Linked DNA regions of Mus musculus: all the other regions are linked to region 1. Evidence: chromatin loops called from intact Hi-C (ENCODE). Cell type or tissue: left cerebral cortex. All regions are shown on one strand. Each heading gives the region's core, and the rest is flanking DNA. Links, peaks and the distances in the headings are about the cores only.

Evidence for each region. Peaks named below come from ENCODE experiments on the same cell type or tissue, not always from the same donor. Only the 100,000 strongest peaks of a DNase experiment are listed, where the experiment ranks them.
Region 2: it touches region 1 in a loop (2.7-fold over the local background); 22 of 42 quality-filtered maps call a loop at or near these places.
Region 3: a loop joins it to region 1, with 4 times the contacts of the local background. A loop is called at or near these places in 12 of 42 quality-filtered maps.

The regions. Positions count from the first base shown.
Region 1 is chr13:99,089,110-99,097,251 of GRCm38, reverse strand. No RefSeq gene overlaps it. Among named protein-coding and RNA genes, the nearest start is that of 2310020H05Rik, 5.3 kb to the right of the region's middle. In left cerebral cortex, for the core only: a CTCF peak has its summit at 3,729 (motif pointing right); a DNase peak (open chromatin) is centred at 3,727; H3K27ac peaks cover 494 bases.
Region 2 is chr13:98,864,584-98,872,725 of GRCm38, reverse strand. It overlaps Tnpo1 (transportin 1), which reads left to right. Exons shown (of 24, transcript NM_178716.3): 7 at 2,405-2,486; 8 at 5,558-5,680; 9 at 7,639-7,757. Among named protein-coding and RNA genes, the nearest start is that of Gm34995, 53 kb to the right of the region's middle. In left cerebral cortex, for the core only: a CTCF peak has its summit at 3,516 (motif pointing left); no DNase peak of the experiment used is centred there.
Region 3 is chr13:98,919,503-98,927,644 of GRCm38, reverse strand. Tnpo1 (transportin 1) reads left to right here and starts at 1,261. Exons shown (of 24, transcript NM_178716.3): 1 at 1,261-1,394. The coding sequence starts at 1,380. It overlaps Gm52051, which reads right to left and starts at 3,233. Exons shown (of 2, transcript XR_003950643.1): 1 at 239-3,233. In left cerebral cortex, for the core only: no CTCF peak of the experiment used is centred there; DNase peaks (open chromatin) are centred at 2,450 and 3,424; H3K4me3 peaks cover 1,429 bases; H3K27ac peaks cover 1,048 bases.

The sequences.
Region 1 (8,142 bases), core at 2,469-4,968:
CCTTGAGAAAATGGCTAAAAATGCCATAAAACGTCGAGTGTTGGATTGATTCGCAGCGACAGGGACTAGAGCCTCAGGGATGTAGCCTTCACTTGATTGGGAGCTCCTGCAGTCAGCCTGGGGCTCTGCTGGACTATCACAGGGCTGCATCCCTGCTCTCTGCTGTCTAATGCTACCCTGAAGAGGAGGCAGGATGTTGCCATGGAAAGCCCTTAGTGCTGGCAATTCAAAGCCAGGCTATTTTCAGTTTGAGATCAGCAGATGCAAACTCTGTATCATGTGGTCAGGCTTTGATGTAACTATATGCAGGGATTCCCAACACCCATGCAATACACACACACACACACACACACACACACACACACACACACACACGCATGCATGCGTGCATCAAGAAAACAGAGAACCAACCAAGCAAAGCTTCTGATGATAGATTTATTTCACACTCAATTCTCTTTTTGATAATGTGAGATCTGAACCTGAGAAGTGCTGAGGACGATAGAATCTGCCTTCTTCTACATCCCACGTGCAGTACGGCAATGTTATCTGCTGATCAACAGCAGAAATAGGCAGAAGGCATGCTTTAAGGTGCATCTTCTGTTCTAATAACAGACCAACGGTCAACCCAAATACACAATTTATTTTAGGAAAACAATGCTTTGTATGTGTCTATGTGGGTGCATTGTGTGAGGGGTGTATACACTTATAAGGCCAGAGGTCAGGCAAGCACGTGTGTGACTCCTAAGGAGCCGTCCACATTGTCATTTAAGACAGGATCTCTTAAAGCACTGGTTCCCTGACCAGGAAATCCCAAGGACCTGCTGGTTTCCATCTCCCCAGGAATGACAATTATGTGACAACCACTTCCAGATTTTTTTACTTGAGTTCCAGGGATCGAACTCTGATATTTATGCCTGTCACTCAAACTTGACTGACTGAGTGATCTTCCCAGTTCCAAAATGTTATTTTGGGTTTTGCTTTTCGTTTGTTGTTTGTTTGTTTGTGAGGGGCAGGTGTTTTAATGATATCTCTTACAACCAAGCTGAACAAATTTCAGAAATACCAAGTTGAAGAAAAGCTACAACCAAATGAGTATCTCTACTTTGGTTTCATTGAATGCAAGTTCGAAAACCAGTTAACTGTAAATGTCAAGAGTTGTGGGTGTCTTAGGGCAGGGAAAGGCTAAATTCACTGAATTCCATACCAGGAATTCCCTGGAGGGATGAAATGTCCATTTGATGCGGATGGTGGAGACCTGGTTCAACAGACTCAGCACCATGCCGTTTGCACCCCACCTTCCCAGTACTGTACTGAGTACACCCCACCTTCCCAGTACTGTACTGAGTACACCCCACCTTCCCAGTACTGTACTGAGTACACCCCACCGTCCCAGTACTGTACTGAGTATATCCTACCTTCCTAGTACTGTTCTGAGTACACCCTACCCTTCTGAGATGCAGCTCTCACCTAATCAGGACATTTTTCTCAAAACACTGCTAATCTGAAATTGACCAAGGTAGAAGGAACTTAAAATTTTAGACTGATACAATCAGATGTGGGTTCTGTTGTTCAGTCTTTGTTTTGTTTTTAGTGCTGGGGTTTGAGCCCAGGACCTCCCACATGCTAGGCAAGCACCTTATCCATGAGCCATATCCCCAGCCGCCACCCCACACCTCCAAGTGTCTTCCTCAAGCCCTCATGGGTCTACTCTGAACTGATTATTACCGTGACCACAGTAAGTAACTAGCATGATATATGACTGCCTGTGATTTATCTACAGCAGTGGTTCTCAACCTGGAAGTCGCTATTCCTTTGACAAACCTCTATCTCTAAAACTATTTACATTATAATCCATAAAAGCAGCAAAATTACAGTTATTAAGTACCGTGAAATAATTTGATGGCCAGGCTCTAGAGCATTTTTTTAAGTAGTGATTGAGGGTGTGGGCCCAGGCCATTATGAATGGCGCTATACCTGGGCTGGTGATCCTGGGTTCTATAGAAAGCAGGCTGAACAAGCCAGAAGGAGCAAGCCAGTAAGCAGCACCCTCCACCGCCTCTGCATCAGCTCCTGCCTCCAGGTTCCTGCCCTGCCGAGTTCCTGTCCTGACTTCCTGAATGATTAGCAGTGATGTGGAAGCCTAAGCTGGGCAAACCCTCTCCTCCCCAAATTGCCTTTGGTCACAGTGTTTCATCACAGAAGTCGTAACCCTGACAAGGACACCATACCAAGCCTAAGTGAATCCTACTTTATAAAAGCATGTTTCAAATGTTAAAGCTCTTGGCATGCAAATAAAAATAAAATAAAATAAAATAAAATAAAATAAAATAAAATAAAATAAAATAAAGCAACTTAACAATTGTTGAATGTTTAGTTCACAAGTACTCATTGTATGGCTTATGCATTTATTTATTATCTGGGACTGGGAGTAGAAGCCAAAATTTACACGTGCTAGACAATTCTCTACCATTGAGCTTCAACCCCAAATAGGATACATTTTCCAATGCTTTTTGTGCTATGTTATCATAGTCTTTGAGGTGGGTGCTTCATGTCAAATTCCAACATGGAAAGCTAACCAAGAGTCCTCTCCTAGAGTTGACCCAGACAGAGCCCCTGCTTAAAAAGGTAGACGTGATTAAACATTAGAACATAGCCTTCCTGACTTTTCCTATATTCACCTTTTATATGGAATAAAAAAATACCATTTATACACTGCTGCACATTGTGATCTGTTTATTTAATCACCCACACTCATATTTCTTTATTTTAAAGATAGTGTCTCAGTCTGTTGCCAAAGCTGACCACAAACTCATGGCAATCCTCCTGCTTCAGACTCCCAAGTACTGATTCATAGACTGGCCCATCTGACCCCACCGTCAATGCCTGGCATGGCCATTCATCTGCACAAACATTGTGCATTGGCTCTACGTCTCGATGTTCGTAAGCTTTCTGCACTATGTACCTGTTTATTTAATCAGCCTCCTCCTGCTGAGCGGTTGGTTAGGCATTCACAAACTATCATCATCCCAAAATGTAACAATTAACAGCCTTGTGCTTGGTTGAATCATTTGAAATGACCACACTTTTATACATCGAATAAAAATAAAAGTGAACATGTGGGCTTCGTGGTATACACGCTCTGGGATGTGCATTTCTTGAAGTAGGGTTACTGCTCTAAGGATATTCAAAAAAAAAATCTCAAGGGTTATTAATATCTCATTCTCCTAAAGAATACAGGTTTACCCTGCACTCGGTGGTGCATGCCCTACACAGGAAAAAAAAAGCGTTCATCCTTCTGAATCTATTAGAAAAATCATCCCTCAGAGGTTAGCGTTCTTCCTTTCATTGTTAGTGGGGATGCTCAACATCTTTCTGTATGCAGGCTGCATTCCTCCACCACCCTCCAATTTCTACCTGCACAACAGACAGACAGACAGACACGTACATAGATACATAAATGAAAAAAAAATAAAATCTGGTTTCAAAAGACCTGTATTGAAAGCTCCCTTTACAGGAGATAGAAATGGGCTATTTTCCTGCCTTCAGATTTCTGATACTGGACACACAGACAGGTTGTGTCTGCTCGCAGTGAGCTTCGTTGACTTTAATCTTCTGCTTTCTGAATGTTACTTGGTTGGGAAATCCGGCTTGCCTCAGCGAGGAAAGGCATTCTCTCACCTACAGGTCCTGCACAAGGCTGCCTCTGTGCAAACGTGTTGCCTGGCTACCAGCAGGGGGCCCGGCAGCTCTGTAGGCTTCCTGACTGCCTCCATTTTCTCTCCTCCTAAACAAGGCTGTCTCTCCAGCACAGAGAGGTAATTGCTGGCTTCTGCTTAGACAGACTAGCTTAGCGAATTAAAGTCGTCTGGCTTCCACCACAGCAATTAGTATGCAAATTACCGGTATATTACCTGCCTAGTCATAAATTACATTGACAAACTTAATATTCACAGATGCAACATACCAGTGTGGATCATTTTTCTGGTTTCCAGTGGTAGCAGAGCAGAGCGATTCATCACCTTATTGAACCGTAACACATTAAATCAACAGTTGAGAAATTAAGCATTTTTCAAAGCATTTTGTTATGCACTTATTTCTTTCAGCGGGCAATGAAGCAGAGCATTAAATATGTGGTGTGTCTCCATAGACTAAATGGCCAGCGGATACATTTAAGCCTAAAATAGTTCTTTTGTAACAACAACCAAAAAAAAAAAAAAAAAAAAAAATCCACAGCAAAGGAAAATCTATGAAGTAACACAATCTATTGAGTCCTCTTTAATGTCATTAGAACCAAATACTCTCTTTTCTAGTTCAGTTCCCAGAACCGTGAAAAACCACTAATCCCAATATAGAGTTGATGCGAACACTGTTCACTAATGGGAAATGTCTAAGCCCAAGGATTTGAGCTGCATAGGCTGACAGTAAATCTTTATGGTAAAGCGGTGTATGTTGGTTAGCTCACTAAATTAATTGCACCTAACTATGTGGGCTTTGCCAGTTTTAACTAAATACACTTTTGAGTCTTTTTACTGAACAGGGGGTGGGGGTGAGTTCAAATCGAGAGAGACAAGTTCAAGTCTGTTCATGACTATAGTATCGATCTTCTTCCATTATCCGAGAGATAAGCTGCATTCTTCGTCAGGTCAGTGACGTGACCCCTGAGCTCGGACAGACTCAGCACTGGCCCCAGGCAGATAGTTTCTGTCAGTGTGCCAGACGCTCTCCAAGTGTTTTGTCTGCAAAGGCCTCCAAGGAGCTCGGGAGAGTCCAAAATTCTTCCCTCCCAGGCCTGCCTGCACACTCCCACAAAATAGAACGGCCTTTGCTTTCAGATTGTGACACTGCTATGCAAGTGATCAAAGGACATGTCTGTTAATCATTTAAGCAAGGAAATCCGAGAAAGTTCACTAGAGATGGCTCACAAGAATACCCCGAGAGAGACTCAACTTCAGAGGTGCAGATAGAGCTAACCACAAATCGACCACAGGGCTCATGTCTTAGGCGGGCTATTTGACTTTGAAAAGTGAGTTTACATACACAATACTATCTTTTGAACCAAACCACCATGTCCCCTGTAGAGATGGGATAGAACAGCACTCTCCTGGGACAGCCTGGGCCTGTGGTATCTCCTGTGTCCCACCCCCACCCTCACCCTCCCACCCCCACCATATCTGGGAATGTGTATCATCACTCCAAACACTGAGAAGAGCCAGTTTGGGCCTGCCTTTCCCCTCAAGCTGTCTCACACCTCCCTCAGGGGAGCTCACATCTTGAGAGGTAATAAATTATTTTCAAGAATCTCCCCGCAGAATGAGGCAAAGTGAGGGGAAGAGGAGTCAGTGCAGTCCCTGTGTGGCTCCAATAAAGGAGGTAACATTCAAACTTCCTCCCAGGTGGCTTCATGTCACCCACCCAGGAGCAGGAAGAGCAGAGCAGCACCCGGAGCCGGAGCTGGAGGAGCTGGCAGGAGGTGTTCCTCACCTGTGTGGCAGACAGACAGTCACGTGACTCCAGGGCAGCTGACTCTGACACGCATCTTCCACTGAGCACACACAACTGTGCTGTGACCAAGTCACTCATCAGAATGTTCATTTACATGTCAAGATAGAGTCTCCATCTTTATTTTAAAATGCCAACTTTAAGGGCTTATTTGAAAAAAAAAATAAGGAAGGAGGAGAAAAAGAAGCCTCGTGTGGCGCTATATACCTTTAATCCCTCGATTCCGGAGGCAACGTTAGGGGGATCTGACTTCTAGGCTAGACTGATCTACACAGCAAGTTCCAGGACAGCTGGGGCTGTTACACAGAGAAACCTATCTCAAAATAAACAAACAAAGAAGAAAAATGGATAAAAAAGAGTTTATTTGTATCATTTAACTGGATGTGTGTGTGTGTGTGTGTGTGTGTGTGTGTGTGTGTGTGTGTGTGTGTGAGCGCAGGTGCCTGCAGAGGCCGCAGGCATTGGCTTTCCTTGAGCTAGAGTTACACATGGTTGTAAGCTGCCCGATACGAATGTTTGAAACTGAACTCAGATCCTCAGATGAGCAGTGACTGTTTTTAATCAATGAGCTATCTCACCAGCCTCTAAAATAGCTTCTTTATAACAATCTGATTATTAGAATAGACTTTTAAGTCTGAGCACAAAACCTTTACTCATCAAGAATTGTGCTTCTTTAAAAATTATTTTAACGGGCAAGTAGAATTACATATTTTACAAATGTGTACATTAATCATATGTAATATGATATTTCGAAGTATGTCAACACTGTAGAATGACTACATGGAGCTGGTAAGATATGAATTACTGGACTGGAGAGATGGCTCAGTGGTTAAGAGCACTGACTGTTCTTCCAGAGGTCCTGAGTTCAAATCCCCACAACCACATGGTGGCTCACAACCATCTCTAGGGAGATCTGATGCCCTCTTCTGGCCTGTGGATATATATGGAGCAGAGCACTCAAACATTAAAATTAAAACATTAAAATCAAACATTAATTAAAAAATTTAAAAAGCTTAATGACCCACAAAGACTTAGCAATCTGGAGGGCAGTCAAAGGCCTTCCTAAGTGACTTTCAAAACTACACCACATCATTATTAACACCGTTACCACTGGGACAATAGATCTGTCTCACTGAAATTTGCATCTATTGACCATGTATTGTCTCCTAAATCAGCCCCTAGCAACTGGTAATCACCAGTCTACACCCTGGTCAAAGAATTCAGTCTTTCCTGGAATCCACACCGGTGGCTTTGGCTTTCATTGTCTGATTTATTTCACTTTCTATGTTGTTCTCTGAGCTTGTTCAAGAGCACACAAATGATAGGGTTCTCTTATTTTTAAAGAGTGAGTAGCATTGTGTTGTGTCTGTTCGCTACACCCTATCCATACTTACTTCAGTGCCTTTTGAAACACACCGAGAAGTGAGATTACTGGATCATAAGATAGGTCTACTTTAGTTTATTAAAGAAATCCCCATACTGACTTCCATAGCAGGTTTGCTAATTACCATTCCGACCAAAAATAGCCAAGTGTTCTCCTTTCTCCCTCTCCTCCATCCTCTGGTAACTACCATTTTCCCAGGGATGAAGCGCTGTGTTATTATGGGTAATCTTAACTTCCGAGAAGATCAGAGCTGTTGCTCTCTTTCATACACCCGACATCCATTTGCGAGTCTTGTTATGGAAAATGTTTGTGCTTGTGATGAGAGATTCTGATCGTCAGTCTGACAGGATCTAGAAACACCTAAGAGAAAAACCTCTAGGCCCCGGCATAGTCTCACAAGAGAGAGCTATAACTGGGTCCTTTCAGCGAAATCTTGCTAGTGTATGCAATGGTGTCAGTATTTGGAAGCTGATTATGGGATGGATCCCTGCATATGGCAGTCACTAGATGGTCCATCCTTTCGTCACAGCTCCAAATTTTGTCTCTGTAACTCCTTCCATGGGTGTTTTGTTCCCATTTCTAAGAAAGGGTAAAGTGTCCACACTTTGGTCTTCGCGGGGCCTAGCAAACACAGAAGTGGATGATCACAGTCAGCTATTGGATGGGTCACACGGCCCCTAATGGAGGAGCTAGAGAAATTACCCAAGGAGCTAAAGGGAACTGCAACCCTATAGGTGGAACAACAATATGAACTAACCAGTACCCGGGAGCTCTTGTCTTTAGCTGCATATGTATCAAAAGATGGCCTAGTCGGCCATCACTGCAAAGAGAGGCCCATTGGACTTGCAAACTTTATATGCCCCAGTACAGGGGAACGCCAGGGCCAAAAAGGGGGAGTGGGTGGGTAGGGGATTGGGGGGGTGGGTATGGGGGACCTTTGGGATAGCATTGAAAATGTAAATGAGGAAAATACCTAATAAAAAAAAAAGAAAAAAAAAAAGAAATCCCATTTCTTGTTCCCTCCATCTCCTGGTCACCACACTGGGATGGACTGAGTCTCTCCACAGTGCATGTACCAAACTCTTACCTGAAATGAGACAGTATCACTGAGGCTGATGCCTGTATGAGAGATACCCAGGAGCTTCTTACGTCCTTTCCAGCATCTGAGGATACAGTAACATGTTGTCAGCCTCCCCAGCATCAGGCCTTCACCAATCATGGAGGCCTTACCTGGGAGTTCCATGCTCTAGAACTGGAAG
Region 2 (8,142 bases), core at 2,161-4,660, 220 kb after region 1:
GGCTTATTGGGGAGCAGCCTACTTGGGTGGCTCAGTTAATTCCCAGTTCCACTTCTTGAGGAGCAAATAAAGCGTTACAGCAGCAGCAGTTGCGGCAAACGGTGCATGAGAGGCACAGGGTCTGAGTCAGTGGGCATTCTACTCATCAGCAGAAAAGAGAAAAAGGCAGTGTAGTGCATGTGCCATGCAACTGAAAATCTAGAGTAAATGTGGAAATGGTAAGCGGGTCAGATGAAAGGAGGAGGAAGGCACACAGGGAAGACATGCTAAGGAGGTGAAAGGAAGATCAAGGAGATTATAAAGGGGAAGAGACAGCAGGCAGTTCAAAGATAAAAGGATTCTCCAATAATGAGGAAATATGTGACCAGAATAAGATGCAAGTAAGAAGGGGAATAAAGCTAACAAAAGCTTTTCAAATATAGAAGCTGGGCGTGACAGTGCTGCCTTTAATTCCAGCATTCAAAGAGGCAGGCGGGCAGATCTCGGGGTTGAAGGCCAGGGAGTAGGTCTACATAGTGACGCGTTCCACGATAGCAAGGATGTATAAAGAACCCTAATCTCAAAAAAACAAAACAAAACAAAACCCCACACAACCCAAAAACGAATAAATAAAAATTGCAAAGATGAACGCATCGCGCGGTGTTAGATGGTCAGCGTGTACTATTTCAGAGGGCCTGAGCTAAGTTCTCAGGACCCATACTGTGGCTCACAGCCACCTCTTAAGATGTGAAAACTTGAGTGAATGGTGGTGGCTCACGAATTTAATCCCAACACTCTGAGGCAGAGTCAGGTGGATCCCCCAAGTTCAAAGCCAGCCTGATTTACAGAACTAGTTCTAAGACAGTAAGGGATACTCAGAGAAAACCTGTCTCAAACGGACAAAAATATACGACACCCCAGTTTTTTTTTAAAATCACCTGTATGCGTCACTCCAAGGACCCCTTCAGTAACTTACACAAACACATACAAATACACGTGATTAAAAACAACAACAACAACACTATGAAAGGGTTGTTTGACCTCCAGAGGGGTCACAACCCAAAGGTTGAGAACTGCTGCTGCTCTGGAGGTCAGGATTCCATTTAAATAGCATGTTTCTCCCTAGCTGTCTTTCTTAGTCTATTGCTGTGGTGAAGAGAAACCAACCTCAAGGCAACTCATTAAAGCGTTTAACTTGGAGCTTGTTTACAGTTTCAGAGGCTTAGTCCTTGTCATGGCAAGAAGCATGCCAGCAGGGGCAGAAGGGCAGTAAGTCCTGATGCACAGGCAGAAAGAGTCAGACTTCCCCCCTAGTGACACACTCTCTCCAACAAGGCCACTCCCACTCCAATAGGGCCACACTCCTAATACTTCTTTCAGACAGTTCCACTTCCTGGTGACTAAGCATATTAGGCTCAGATATATCAGCCTATAGAGGCCATTCTCATTCAAACTACCAAACTAATGCATTCATTAAAATAATCTGCTTTGCCAGCCATGATGGCAGATACTTTTGATCCCAGATCTTGGGATGCAGAGGAGAGTAGATCTGTGAGCTTGAGGTCAGCTAACTGGGGCTACAGAGTAAAAAGAAAAAAGAGAAAACTTTGATTTAAAAATCTCCCCTGTCAGTGTAAACTCCATGCACACGCAGTTCCTCTGTGCCCTGGTTTAGGGACCACAGTGTCATACTGGGTTCTAGGCGCTCTTGAACAGGAACTTTTGAGTGTTTTAGCAAATCACATTCATTTAAGATATGGCTCATAAAAGGTAATGGGGAGTGATTGCTGCACTGCAAGGAGAGCCTTAGACAGTGGAGACTTTCAGGAGTGCTAACTTTACTTTTAAAGTTATTTTCTGGTACATCTCAATGCAGAAGAAAGTCGCAGTGGTGTGGAGCTGCTGATAAGAACAGAACAGCTTGTCAGTGTGGTAATGGAAACGATGAAAAGTTCTATCCACTAAACGTGTGGGTTAAAGACAGACTAAATATTATCTGGCCTACACCACACAAGCATTCCATAATGGGAATTGAAATGGAAATGGGTTCAACTGTGCTTAAGTTTGCTCTGTACTTACTAAATGTTCAGATGTTTCTAAAGAGAGCACATAGTTTCTCTTCAAAGTATTTTGTTCTACAGAAAAGAAACTGCACAGAAAAAAACCCTATATTATTTGAGTAAGTGTTATTTGTATAGCACCACGCAGGTCTTACTCAAAATTAATAAAGTCAAAGTGACTGGCTACATGCCAGCACTGTTCTGTTGTTTTTAGATGCTGTGGAGCTATGGTGCTCCACAACTGCAGTTCCCGCTTACGGGGTCATTGGTGTTGTACAGATCCTACAGACACCATAGTATCTCTAGAGATGCGCCTTTTGTTGTAACAACAGTAAGCGTATGCTGATGTGTGCCTTGGTTTCTAGGTCTCATGCTGTTGCATGTGTCAATCAGTTCATCATCAGTCGGACCCAGGCGCTCATGCTGCACATCGATTCCTTCATTGAGGTAAGACTGCCCCAGGCTTGGACTAGTGCTGATGGGATTCAAATTGGATACAATGTTACTAGGTTTTCCTAGCTGAAAATAAAAGCATTCTTTATGTGCTAGAACATTGGAAATGTGATCCAGATATGGGTTATGGAGTGAATATATGTGGTTCTGCCTCCTAGTTTGACTGTTTAGAAGTCTTCTTCAATATACCATTCAGTTTGTACATGCACGATTTTCCTAGACCATGAGTAACCTTTGAAGCAAGCAAACACAAAATACTTAGTAAGATTGGATGAAGTTGGCCTGTAACAATCCAAAGGTACATACTAAAAGAACAGCTACATAATGTTGACCTGACTGTTAACTGCATTACATGGTAGTCTTAAATGGCCTCAGTATACAGGCCAGACCATTTAGGAATAACTTTCTGTTTTTCTATTGATTTACATTATAAATATAGAGGACTCAAGAAAACTATTAGCTCTTAAATACTAAATAATGTCTTAGTGGCATAACTGCAGAAGAATAAGGTCATGCTCATGGGGGCTCACAGACTAAACCACCAACCAGAGAGCATTCAGGGGCTGGACCTAGGCCCTTACATACTGGTAGCAGATGTTCAGGTTGGTCTTTATGTGGGTCCCCTAACAATTGGAAGTGGAGTGGCTGTCTCTGACTCTGTTGCCAGCCATTGGATCCCCTTCCCCTAGTTGGACTGAGTCAGGCCTCAGTGGGAGAAGATCATGCTGCCACTTTGATGTCCCTGGGGGCAGGCGGGTACCCAAGGAGGGGATTCCCTTTCTCTGAGGAGAAGGGGAGTGGGTAATGGTGGAGGGATTTGTGAGGGCAGGATGGGGGGGGGGTGCTGCTGCTACGGGGATGAATAATATGATAGATTAGTGAAAGAGACTAAGATCTGGCCATGGGGGCTGGAGAGATGCTCAGTGGTTAAGAGCACTGCCTGCTCTTCCAGAGGTTCTGAGTTCAATCCCAGCAACCACGTGGCGGCTCACAACCATCTGTAATGAGATCTGACGCCCTCTTCTGGTGTGTCTGAAGACAGCTACAGTATACTTATTTATAATAATAAATAGATCCTTGGGCCAGAGCAAGCAGGGTTGACTGGAGCAAGCAGAGCCAACCAGAGTGAGCAGAAGTCCTAAATAAAATCCCCAACAATCACATGAAGGATCTCAACCATCTGCACAGCTACAGTGCACTCACATGCATAAAATAAATAAATAAATCTATTTTAAAAAATAATAATCTGGCCACAGTCCATAAGCAGAGCAGTTTCTTTTCAGAACCTCTTCCTGATTGCAGCAAGCAGAAAAGCTGAAATTCTAAGAAGGGATGGAGTCATTTTAATTTTCTCAACAGCTTCTTTCTGAATTCTCTCTGTGGACCAGGCTGGCCTCTTACTTCCCGGATCTGCCTGCCTCCACCTGTCCACCCCGCCCCACCCAGCCCAGCGTGTTTAAGGATTTGTAAGAAGTGGTGTGTGCATGAGTCCTGGGACAGTTGTCAGTTCACTCCTGCCTTGCTGAGACTGAATTTCCTGTTTCTGCTACTGTGCTATAGACTGCAGACTGTCAGGCCTCCCTCCGGGCTTCCTGGCCGCCTTCTCTGTCTACAGCCCAGCTCACTGTAGGTGTTGCTGGCATTGCAAACGAGTGTCACTACATCAGGTTGTTTTGTTTTGTTTTCCCCTTTTGAAAAAACAAAACAACAGCTGAATGCTAGGGGCAAATCTCAGGTTGTTAGACTTTGGACACAGCGTACATGCTCACTCTGAGCGGACTCTCTCTCGCTTTAGTGTCTATCTTAGAGTGGCCTTGAACTCTTGATCTCTCAGGACAACCAGAGGGCACCAGCTTCTGTGCCCATCCTAAAGGTGGCTTGGTCTTAGTAAAAACTTGTTATAGTCAAAAATTATCAGTGTGGACCTAAGATTCCATGCAGGCTAGTTTCAATTCCTTTACCAGCTGGCACATTTTTAACCCCTGCTAATTATTAATCTATGAAATGAATAATATTAGTATCTTGGGCTGTGACAATTGGATATACTATTCTGTGTAATGCTCCCACTTATTAACCTTCTAGAGGAGTTTATAAGCATTAGCACAGGAGTGGTGACTGTTCACTTTCCTCTCTACTAGTAGGTAGGTAGTTGACTTGGTGAATAGCAACGATCTAGGCTTGGGTTGTTCTCCGGCTCCCTCTGCTGCTCCAATAGGGAAGTGAGCACTTACACCCAGAGGATGATGCAGTGCCATTAGTTTGTTAATTAGCTTGTGGGTGGGTCTTTGAAACAGGATCTAGCTTAGGCTGTCCAGGAACTTCTGCCTCAGCTTTCAGACAGCTAGGACTGCACATACAGCAATCCAAAAAAAAAAATTTTTTTTTTAAATTACATACAGCTGAGCAGCTGGGAAGATGGCTCAGTCTGTAATATGACTTTAGCTCAGATTGATTTCTAGCACTCAACATAAACAGCCAAGCATGGCATTGTGTGCCTATAACGCCAGCACTGGGGTGGGGTAAAGGAGGAGAGATCCCTTCAGCTTGATAACCAACAAATGTCAAGAAGAATTGTGAGGCTTCAGGTTTAGTGAGTGAGCTCACCTAATTAAAATGGTGGTGGTGGTGGTGGTGGTGGTGGTATAGCAGTATAATAGACTGGCTGTGGGATACCTCTGGTCTCCACGTGCACACACTCCTCTCACACACATGTACTTACTTACCTGCATCACTTACATGCCTATACCCTGCACACAAAGCCTGGCTGTCATTAAGAGTGGTGTTTTAGGCCTGGAGAGATGGCTTAATGAGGAAGTACCACTCATCTAGAGAACCTGAGTTCATTCCCAGCACCCACATCAGATGACGCATAACCAACTCCAACTCCAAGGACTGACTTGGCCTCTGTGGGCACTCGTACTTTGTGCAACCCCCAGATGTGTATGTGCACAAAGGAGTTCCAGATTAGCCACAGTGCACAAAGAGACTTTTTCCCACAAAATCAAAAAGGAGAAAATAGAAATTATGGTCTAACTAGGAGGGAACCTGTGTTTCGTGTACAACAGAACCTCTTTGCACTGGCTGGCGACGAGGAAGCAGAGGTGCGGAAGAACGTGTGCCGGGCGCTTGTGATGTTGCTTGAAGTCCGGATGGATCGCCTGCTTCCTCATATGCACAACATAGTCGAGGTAACCAAAGCATCCCCTTTGAGGGAAGACACATGAAATAGATATGGCTGTTTTTAAATTGTAAATCCTCTTGGTCAGTTTTGTTTTTGTTTTGTTTTGTTTTGTGAGATTTAAGTTATTATTAGAGGGGTTTTTTTTTTGTTTTGGTTTGTTTTTTGTTTGTTTTTTTTTTTGGTTTTTTTTTTTTTGGTTTTTCAACACAGGGTTTCTCTTTGTAGCCCTGGCTGTTCTGGAACTCACTCTGTAGACCAGAGTGGCCTCAAACTCAGAAATCCGCCTGCCTCTGCCTCCCAAGTGCTGGAATTAAAGGCGTGCGCCACCACTGCCCGGTGGAGGAATTATTTAAACATAGAGACTAGGTTTTGCTCATCATGACTAGGAAATTCTCATTAAAAATAGTATGCCGAGTTATAGGTATTTGGGGGATATTGGGTGATGTATTCTTGGATTGTTATAAAATAAAATTAAAAATTGAATCTGTCAGTTTGTAGTTTCATTATCAATATGATTCGCCTAATTTTGTGACTTAGCAGAAGGTTGAGGTTTCTAAGAAGGACATTGGCAAGGTGGTGGGGGAGCAGGGCATCCTGCATCCCAGCACTAGAAAGGCAGAGGCAGGCCAGCCCGGTGTATAGAGCGAGGTCCAGGGCTGCAGGGACTGCACAGAGAGACCCTAGCTTGGTTCAACAACCCAAGTAGATGTTAAAGGTTTTTCCATTCTTGTGTAGTTGAAGTCAGGTCACTAGGAAACATATCAGTTGCACTTGTTTAAGTGAAGACTCTAGAAGATAGAGAAGGGAAGCAGTTATTTAGGCTCCATGTAGTACCACTAGAGTCAAGCTCTACCATCTGATTTCATAGTGCAGAATAGAGTCCTACTTGTTTATTATATGGCTTTCCAAGTGCTTTAAGCAGTGTATTATTAGCCTCACTTGTGTGCTGTGTGATGAGAGTGGGTCTCTTAGAAATGGAGTTACAGCATGGTAGACTCTGCAGAACCCGGGGTGTTCGGTGGTTAGCAGTTGAGGGCTCCATCCCCAGCGTTCAGTCTCACAGCTGCTTGTTTGAAGCTAATTAGAAACTTTAACATTTTATCACTTGGTGTAGGCCACGCCTAGGCATCCTGATTTTATAATATATGTAACACTTTATGAGCAGTACACACATAGTATTTGACAAGTAGTAGAGCGGGCCTGTGACTGTTTCCATACTTGCCATGCAGTGTGTTTCAGTCCAAAAGAGAGAGTGTACTAAAAATACATCAATTGACTTTGATTCTAGTCCCAGAGATAATGGGAAATTTCGGAAGTGAATTCAGCTTGGTATATTCAGACGTCATGATAAAACACCTTGTTGAAACTACAAATTGTACTTAAGAAATGTTAGAACTAGGAGTAGTGGTGCATACCTGTAGCTCCAGCACTTTGGAGACAGAAGGAGGATCTTAAGTGTGAAACCAGATGGGTTACATGGTGAACTCTGGCCAACCTGGGATTCATGCCGAGACCCTGTCTGCAGAAGACAAAAACAGAAGGGGGGGGTGGGGTAGGTGGGTGGAATCGGATGCCTTTCCAAATTAAACTGATTTACTTATATATCACTTTAAAATACAGAAAAAAAGTCTGTCTACAAGATACAACTTGTTATTTATAAATTATTTTAAGGAAGATATGTGGAGTTATTTTTTATTTTCTCTGATTAACATTGACATGTCAGAAAATACAGCAGTTTGTTTTTATACCCCTGCACAAAAGTAGATCAATGATGCATACAATAAAACTTCATTGTTAAGCAGTAGCTCTTACATTTTAACCTTGTTGTAGAGGCAGATAGGGAGCTTTAAAAGAGAGAGAAAGCAGCACAGGTTGGAAGTCATGGTTTTCAGTATAAGGTGGCAGGACTACGTTATTATTCACTGTCCAGATGAAGCTGATGAACAGTATGGATTCTCTTCACAGTACATGCTGCAGAGAACCCAAGACCAAGATGAGAATGTAGCTCTGGAGGCCTGTGAATTCTGGCTGACTTTGGCTGAACAGCCAATATGCAAAGATGTACTTGTAAGGCATCTACCAAAGTAAGTGTCCTGCACAGAGTGCTGCTTGCCCTCAGCACACTCAGACTCTCAGCGTGCATCCTCACACCGTAGAGAGGTTTCTAAAGCAGCTGCTTCATTATCACTGTCAGTAGACTTTCAGGGTTTCCTGTGGGGGCTGATGCACAGGTGCCAGAACAGGTGTGGGGGGCTCAGGACACTGTGTCCTGAGCCCTAGCTAGACAGAGAAGCATAATTGCAATGTTTAGTTACTCTTGGTCTTCCATTTTGGAACGTTTTTGAGCATTGAGACTGGCTGGCCCAAGTTTCTTAAACTTATCCTGATTGTATTCCTTGAGTTATTAGGCGAGGGGGGAGGGGGGAGGGGTCAGTGATGTAGCACCGGACATGCTGAAAGACTATATTG
Region 3 (8,142 bases), core at 2,161-4,660, 170 kb after region 1:
CCTCTGGAGTGATGGGACTAAAAGTGTGGGCTGCCATGCCTGGCCATATTTTAGTAATTTTAAATATTTTCCCTTTCAATTTTCAGCTTTCTGATGATAAAAACCATCTTTTAGTCTCAAACTTTGAGTTAAGCTAATTGTAACACTAAAAAGTATTACAAGTGAAGATTTTTAAGCTTCTTAATAAATAAGTTGTAAATATTTAGCATTTTTCAAGAATTAGGTACAATAATTTTACCTGTAAAGTGTATGGAGAGCAATCACTGCCTAAACAAGAAGTATGTAACACTAAGGCAGTTGAAAGCACTGATGTGAAGATAATTCTCGCTGGCCACTCACTCAGAAAAAAGGACCACCTTGCTGTGCATATTTAAAATACTCATACGTGGTAAGTTTGTGTAAAAATAACCAGGCAGGGAAGAACGATTCTTCCAAGACCGGGTTTCTCAGTATAGCCCTGGCTGGCCTTGAACTCAGAAGTCTGCCTGACTCTGCCTCCCAAGTGCTGGGATTAAAAGCGTGTGCTACCACTGGGAAGAACAATTCACCTCTCTTCATTACCATTATTGCAACTGGCTTGAAAAGTGCCTACCTCTCCCATTTTAAAACACTTTCAGCTTGAAGTTACAGTACCTCTCTGGTGGTGGCTGTATAAGGAGAGAGGAGAGCTTATTATCTCCAAGCTCAGGGAACTAGCTTTATAGTAGAAACATACCTAGAGATGTAAACCTAATTTTCTAAATCATTTCATTTGGTTTTATATGGTAGTTTCGTGCTACATCAGCACATTTCAGAAGCCCCTGTGTTATCAAGGGGGCCGCCGTCCGCCCACACCCTTCTGCCTTGTCCCAGGAAAGCTGTAACAGTTCGACTGTGGGACGAGCGGCCTGGTGGGTGTCGCCGGGCTCTGGGCTCGGCGGTCTCCCGGGGGGGACACGAGTGCACTCCGGGCACGCACGTCACCTGCCGCCGGAAGGGCCGTGCATCTGGGCGTTCACACTCAACGGGCTGGGCAGCGGAGGCCGCGACTGAGCCCCAGGCTGGCTTGTGGGGGCTGCAGTGGGCGCGAGGGGGTGTGAGGCGGGCACGGGGCCGAGGCGTCGACCCCGGGACCCCGCTTGGTGAAAACCGCTGGGGCGCGCCGCCCGCCCGCCCGCCTTCCCGACGCAGGCCAGCAGGCCCAGGCCGCAGTTTTCCCAGCCCCGTCGCCGTTGCCAAGGCGACCGCCGCCGAAGATTCCCGCGCCGGGCTCCGCCCCCCGGCCAATCGGACCGGCGCTCGCCGGAGCCCGGATTCTCTTTGTTCCGCAGCCATTTCAGGCCCCGGACGGGAGGCAGCGCCGCTTCGGCAGAAAGGCCCGAGCGCCGGAGGCCTCTGGGATGGTGTGGGACCGGGTAGGTTGGCGTGAGGGTGCGTGGCCAGGGCGGAGGCGGGTGGGAAGCGGCCCGAGCGAGCTCCGACCGGCCGCCGCGCCGAGGGGACCGCGCTCCGCTGTCCGCCCTCTCGGACGGGGCCTGGCCGTTTGGAGCCCGCCGGCGACGGCGCGGTTCTAAGCCCAACAGCTGCGGTCCCGGGCGCCCTGCGGGTCCCGGACAGGGCAGGCGGCGCCCCAGGAGCGGGAGGTCGGTCCTGGGGGTGGCGGGAGGCTGGCGGGCCGAGCCGCTGCGATGCCCGTCAGGCCGCACGGTGCGAGGGCCCGAGGTCGCCGGTCTTTGTCCCGGAGCCTCGCACACTCCGGTTTCTGCAGCCAGCTGATCCGTCTCCCCCGAGGGCCTGCTGGCCTCGCGACCTGTGAACATAATTTTAATGTTTGTAACTACGGGTTTTGCTTAGGTTTGTGGGTTTTGCACGTCTGCCTCTGTCTGCCCACGCCACGGGGAAGGGCCGCCGAGGAACAGACCCGCCACCACAATCAAACTGGCTTTAGAAAGGCTTTCTTCCTCTTAGAAATGATCTCGCGGGGCTTAATTTTTTTTAATCACGTGGGGTTTGCAGGGATTGTTTACAGTTTCACTTTGTTACGCCAGTCGCGAATCAGCTGTTAACTGTAGAAACGAAGTCAGAGGCTGTCCACTAGTTGGGGAGATTGTATTAAGAAGCTTAGTATGTCCTGTTCGAAAAACAGTGATGGCTTCAATGAGTACGTAAGCAATGCTTTTCCCCCCTAAAGAGAAGACGCTCCTTAAATGCAAAATATTCGGTGAAATCAGTATTTGGAACTGACCTGTCTGTCTGCAATGTGCACGCTCAGACGTGTTCATCTTTAGGATACCAAAAGTACCTGCTGGGTTTTGAGTTTCCCTATCGAAACTTTCACTTAAGTGTGGTAAGAAAGTGTGCTAATGAAGTAAGTGGATGGTTTGTAGTTGGTGAGAAGTGATCCTTGTTACTGTCCTGTAACCCTCCGTCCTGGTTCTAGAGAATGGCTGGTCTATGTGGAAATTTGCAAGTGCAAAGGAAAAATACTACTTTAGAGGTGGCCGATTTATTTTAAACTCCTTGACACTTGCCGTGTGTGGGTGAATAGTGGTTTGGCAATTCAGCTTTTACTTGAGTCCGTGTACACCTACTGCACTGTGAGTGGTTCGTCTTCCCTTTCTGAAGAGGGCCTCGGCCTTCCATTAGCCATGTGCTTTTCCATCCTGCCCTGGCCAGAAATTACTGAATTCCTCCCACTGAAAGACCTATAGAAAATATTTTTGTATTTCTCCCTCCATTCCTAAAAGCCTTTTTGCCATTATATAATAGCAACAGGATAGAATTTTATCTTAAAAAAAAAAAAAGATCCTAGCTGTGCCTTTTTGCCATTATATAATAGCAACAGGATAGAATTTTATCTTAAAAAAAAAAAAGATCCTAGCTGTGACTATTTCCAGTATCAATAATTGTTATAGTCATTGTTTTATGACTATTTTTTTTTACTTATGTTAAAGTGATTGTGTGCATTCAGTTTTCTTAAATTGTGTTGAAATGTGAACATGTGCTATATTTAGAGGAATTTCTTGTGTTTGTTAGCCATATTGGCAAGCTTTTTTTTTTGAAAAGAAATCAGGTTCTAAGGAAGCCAAGTCAAGTTCCACATGAAGTAAATGTAACCAGAATAAATGAAAGAGAGGAAGGTGACAGCATGCGGACTGCCTTTGGAGGCAGAGGCAGGCAGATCTCTGAGTTCCAGGACAGCCAGGGCTCCACTGAGAAACTCTGTCTCCAAAAACAAACAAACCAGGAAAGAAAGAAAAGAATGTGGTATAAGATGCCAAAGATTTGGCCCTCCCCACCCCCCCCAAATGCTTACGTGCAGAGATTGAGAGAGCTGAACTAGAGTGTAACTGGTGATTTCAGAATCACGGAGGACAGTGCACCTTCCAAAAGGAAACTTCTCACAAGATGAGGTCCTGCTTGGCTAGTGTTAGTAAGGCTCTAGCAGGTTAGAGGAGTGTATTCACTGTTGGACAGAGGTTTGTGAGAGTGGGTGGACTGTGGTTAGTCAGGTAGAGGTTAGGAAGGGAGGTTCTCAAAGCCTTTGTGTGGTTCTGACACATCTATCCTAGGCACTGTTCTTAGAAGGACTGTAGTTGGTGTGATGAGTAGAGTATTCGCTTTCAAGCATCTTCATGCACAAATGAAACAAGAAACGAGGATGGAGATTTGTCTTCAAAAAAAAAATTTTTTTTTTTTTTGAGACAGGGTTTCTCTGTAGTCTTGGCTGTCCTGGAACTCACTCCGTAGACCAGGCTGGCCTCGAACTCAGAAACCCACCTGCCTCTGCCTCCCAAGTGCTGAGATTAAAGGTGTGCGCCACCACACCCAGCTCACATCTTATTTCTAAAAGGCAGTCAGTGGCAGTGGAACTATTTGAATTTAGTACAGAAAGGAGACAGGTGGCTCTCAGTGTGAGGGGTTTGAATCATCGGTGTCCTTCTAATGGCTTAGGTTATGATACAAGGTAGGCTTGTCCTGCATGTGGATGGGCAATCTAAGCCAGGCCCTTTGTAATTGTCAGTGTAACGTGAAACAGGTTACATCATCTCGGTTGTGTTCTGAGAACTGAGTTCACTTAGGAAGCTCTCAGAACCAGGCCCACATGGAGTCGATGCTCCACAAATCACTAATGTTCTCGTCATCATCGTTTTCAGTGTTTTTTATAACTATGAGAAATAAACTTAAAATTGCCAATTTCAGGATGGTACAGTAATTTATCTAAGCCCTTCAGTGTATTTTCTACAAATGTGTATATTTACACAGTTGAGATTTTATTGCATAAGTAATTTTCTGCTTGCATTTTCTTAAGCTAATAAGTGATATTGTTTGTTTTTTTATGAATGTGTAATGTTTGTGTGAATTTCTCTTAAAGAGTTTTTAATTGTTTTTTGTAGTTACATAATCACTACACCGAACATCTTTGTGCATGAGACAATTAGCTGCACTTTAGATGTTTCTTTGAGATGCTGGGTATCATTCACGTTTCTGAATTCATATTGTCTGGTTACTTTTGCTTAAGGCAAGTGTGATGGTTTGTGTATGCTCGGACCAGGGAGTGGCACTAGTAGAAGGTGTGCTCCTGTTGGAGTAGGTATGGCCTATTGGAGTAGGTGTGTCACCGTGGGCTTGAGCTTTGTCCTAGCTTCCTGGAAGTCAGTATCACAGAGGTGAAATCTTCTGGGCAGTGTTTTCTGTGAGCACAAAGCAGCTGTGTTCTGGATATAGCCAAGGTTATACCTCCTGCTGCTGCTGTACTTGAAGGGTCACTCAGGTGGTACTGGTTTGAAGACATGAAGAAGTCATGAAGAACAGCTGAGGCTTGGCATTGTGAGAAGCCATGGAAGGCCATTGGTGAAGGTGCAGCCTCGGTTGCAGTTAATGGCACAGGACTGAAGGATTTGAGACTTGGCACCATGAAGAGAGCCTATGAGAGGCGATTGGTAAAGCCGAGTTGCAGCAGAAGGCCTCAGAATATTGGGGATGTTCTTGGCTGATCACCAAGAACAGCTATGGCAGTGGAGTGGATCAACCTGAGCTTAGGGTGCTACAGAGGGCAGAGCTGGAGAAGTGATGCCAGCCCTTTCGAGGAACCCAGAAGATCATGTGTGGATCTCAGATATTGAAACAAGAATCTGTGAAGTTGAAGTTGACTTGGAGACCCCAAGATACTAAAGATGCCAGAGCCATGAAAGCTGCTAACAGGAGTGGAACCAGCCCAGGAGAAAGCAGTTTCAACACAGATGAAAAAGGAGTTGGAGATCTGAAGACTGCTTTGACATCAGCCTTGGAGATGCAGAGTTTGGAATTGGCTCAGCTGGTTTTCTGCCTTGCTTTGGGGATTACAGTTCAGTGATTGGATGAATCTCAGAAGAGACTTTGAAGTTTGAAATTTTAACATTGTTGAGACCACTACAGACTGGGGACTTTTGAAGTTGGACTAAATGTACTTTTATGCTATGGCTAGATATGGCCCCCATAGACTCATGTGTTTGAATAAGTCTATGGGAGCCAGGGAGTGGAATGTGATGGTTTGTATATGCTTGGCCCAGGGAGTGGCACTATTAGAGGGTGTGTCCCTGTTGGAATAGTTGTGGCCTATTGGAGTAGGTGAGTCACTGTGGGCATGGGCTTAAGACCCTCATCCTAGCTGCCTGGAAGTCAGTATTTTGTTAGCAGCCTTCAGATGAAGATACAGAACTCTGAGCTCCTCCTATACCATGTCTGCCTGGATGCTGCCTCGTTCCTGCCTTGATAATACTGAACTAAACCTCAGAACCTGTAATCCAGCCCCAATTAAATGTTTATCCTTATAAGACTTGTCTTGGTCATGGTGCCTGTTTACAGCAGTAAAACCCTAACTAAGACAGCAGGTTTATTTTTCATGGTGGTGGTTTGAGACAGGGCCCCTCTCTGTAGCCCTGGCTGTACAGGAACACTTTCAGAAGACCAGACTAGCTTCCATCTCACCGAGGTCTGCCTCTGCCTTCTGAGTGCTTGGATTAATGTTGTGGACCGCTCTGCTCTGCTCTTGGTGGTGGTTTGATCTTTATTGCTGTTACTGTCTGTGTGAGTAGTGTTAGAGATTGAGCTCATGACCTCATGCAGGCTACATGTTGAGGATGGACTAAGTTATGCGCGCTGACCTTGAACTCACTCTAGTCCAGGCAACCCTTACACTCTTCATCCTCTTGCTTTAGCTTGTGCTTACAAGCCTCTACCGTTAGGGCTGCTGTTGTTTGTTTGAAGACAGCCTCTGTTGCTCAGGGTTAGCCTCAGATCGTCCCCTTCTGCCGCCATCGTCCCTGTGCAAAGGTAATAGATGTTCACTACTATGCTAGGCTTGCTTGAGGGAATTTGGTAATGTTTATGAAATAAATAGAAGCAGCATAATGCTAATGCACCACTGTTGGGCGACAAAGGAGAAGGAGGGGGACTGAATTAGTGCTCCTTTCCATTGTAGTCAGGAGGTACCTGTAGTCATCTGTCTGCTACATATCATTTCTTATACCGAATTCTCATCATCATAGTTCTGTGTTACACATGGAAATTATTTTTCTCTGATTGATGGGAAAAGGTGGAGATGCATTTTGCACAAGGGCTAGATATGCAAGCCTGACTCTGAATCTAGGTCTGTCTGTCTGTCTAAAAGATACTACTTGTACATTTCTGTGTAGTACATACTCCAAGTAATGAATGGTTAAGTTACAAAATTAAACCAGACAGACCTTAACTTTCCACATTTTAGAAAATGGAAAAAAAAAATCTTTACCAGGAGGAAATCTAATTGTATACATAGAGATATATAATATATATAGAGAGACATCTGGATTCTGAAATGGTTGCAGCAACAATATGTGGGCTCAGCATTCTTAGTAATGCTCTCCAACAAATGGCAAAGAGAAAAACCAAAGAAGTCACAAATTTGATTAAATTTAGTGACTAAGAGAAGTTTAAAGGCCCATTAAGTAATTGAATTGAAAACTATACTCGATGAAGCCCATTCCTGGTGAAATAAATGAAAGTCTTAATGGAAAATAAGCCAAGAAGACTAGAGCTGTTTAACATAAGAAGGATAGAAGATTTCATGCTGAAAACAGAAGGAAAACAGAAGGAAGGCAAACCCCACATACATGCACGTGGGTTGCATTTTACAGCTGACTGAAACAGTGATGAGATAGTACATTGCACTCCTCCTTCACGCCCACCAGAAGTGCTTGTCCCAGAAAGGACACAGGTCCTTCCTATCACTTTTGTCTTTCCTAACAAAAGAAATTATAGGAGAGAAATAATTGAATGTTCCAAACTGTTGTATTTCTGTAAGCAAATGCTTAACAATAATGACAATCACATCATTAAAAAGTGAACATCGAGTTACAGAGTCAACTTTCATTTGTTTCCATTAGGGATTAACATTTTTGAAAACTAACTGAGCTGAGGAGGTGGCTCCATGGGTCAGGTGCTTGCCATGAAAGCGAGCGAGCTTAGGTCCCAGAACACGTGAAGCCCTGGAATCAGCTTCTCCTACAGCGATGCGAGGGAGAGGCAGGCGACTCCCTGGAAGCTCGCAGGCCAGTTACCCAGGCACACTCAGCAGTGAAGCTCTCTCTGGACAGACACACATATACACCAGTATTTAACAAGAGAAGGAAATATTTAGTAAACACGGTTTTCTGAAGTCAGCAAGTTAAAGCAGTAAACTCTTAGAAGTCGGCTCCCTCAGCTGCAGAGAGCACAAGCTCGGGTCGCCTTGGCTGGCTGGTGCAGTAGCTGTGGAGAGAGATGTGAGCAGAGGATGCCACAAGCACTGTCAGAGGCCGACAGGTTTGCTGTAGCCCAGGGAGGCCTAGGAGAGGTCCATGAAGAGTAGAGTGCAGCTGGCGCGTTGGGAGCTGGAAGCCCATTCCTCTGTGTGTGCAGGAGGTAAGCACCTACTGTGTTCTTGGTCCACTGAGCATACGTGGCAGATTATAGATATTTTCTACTCTCTGGTCCATACTAGCCTTGCCATTGTAGTGCAAAGCAGTTTCAGACAGCAACGACACTAACTGGTGTGGTCAGATTTGCCTCAAGTGTTTTAATTCACATTATACTAGAATAAACTATTGAAATTTTGAAATGAAACATGTTCATTACGTGTATAAATCATCAAGAACAAAATGG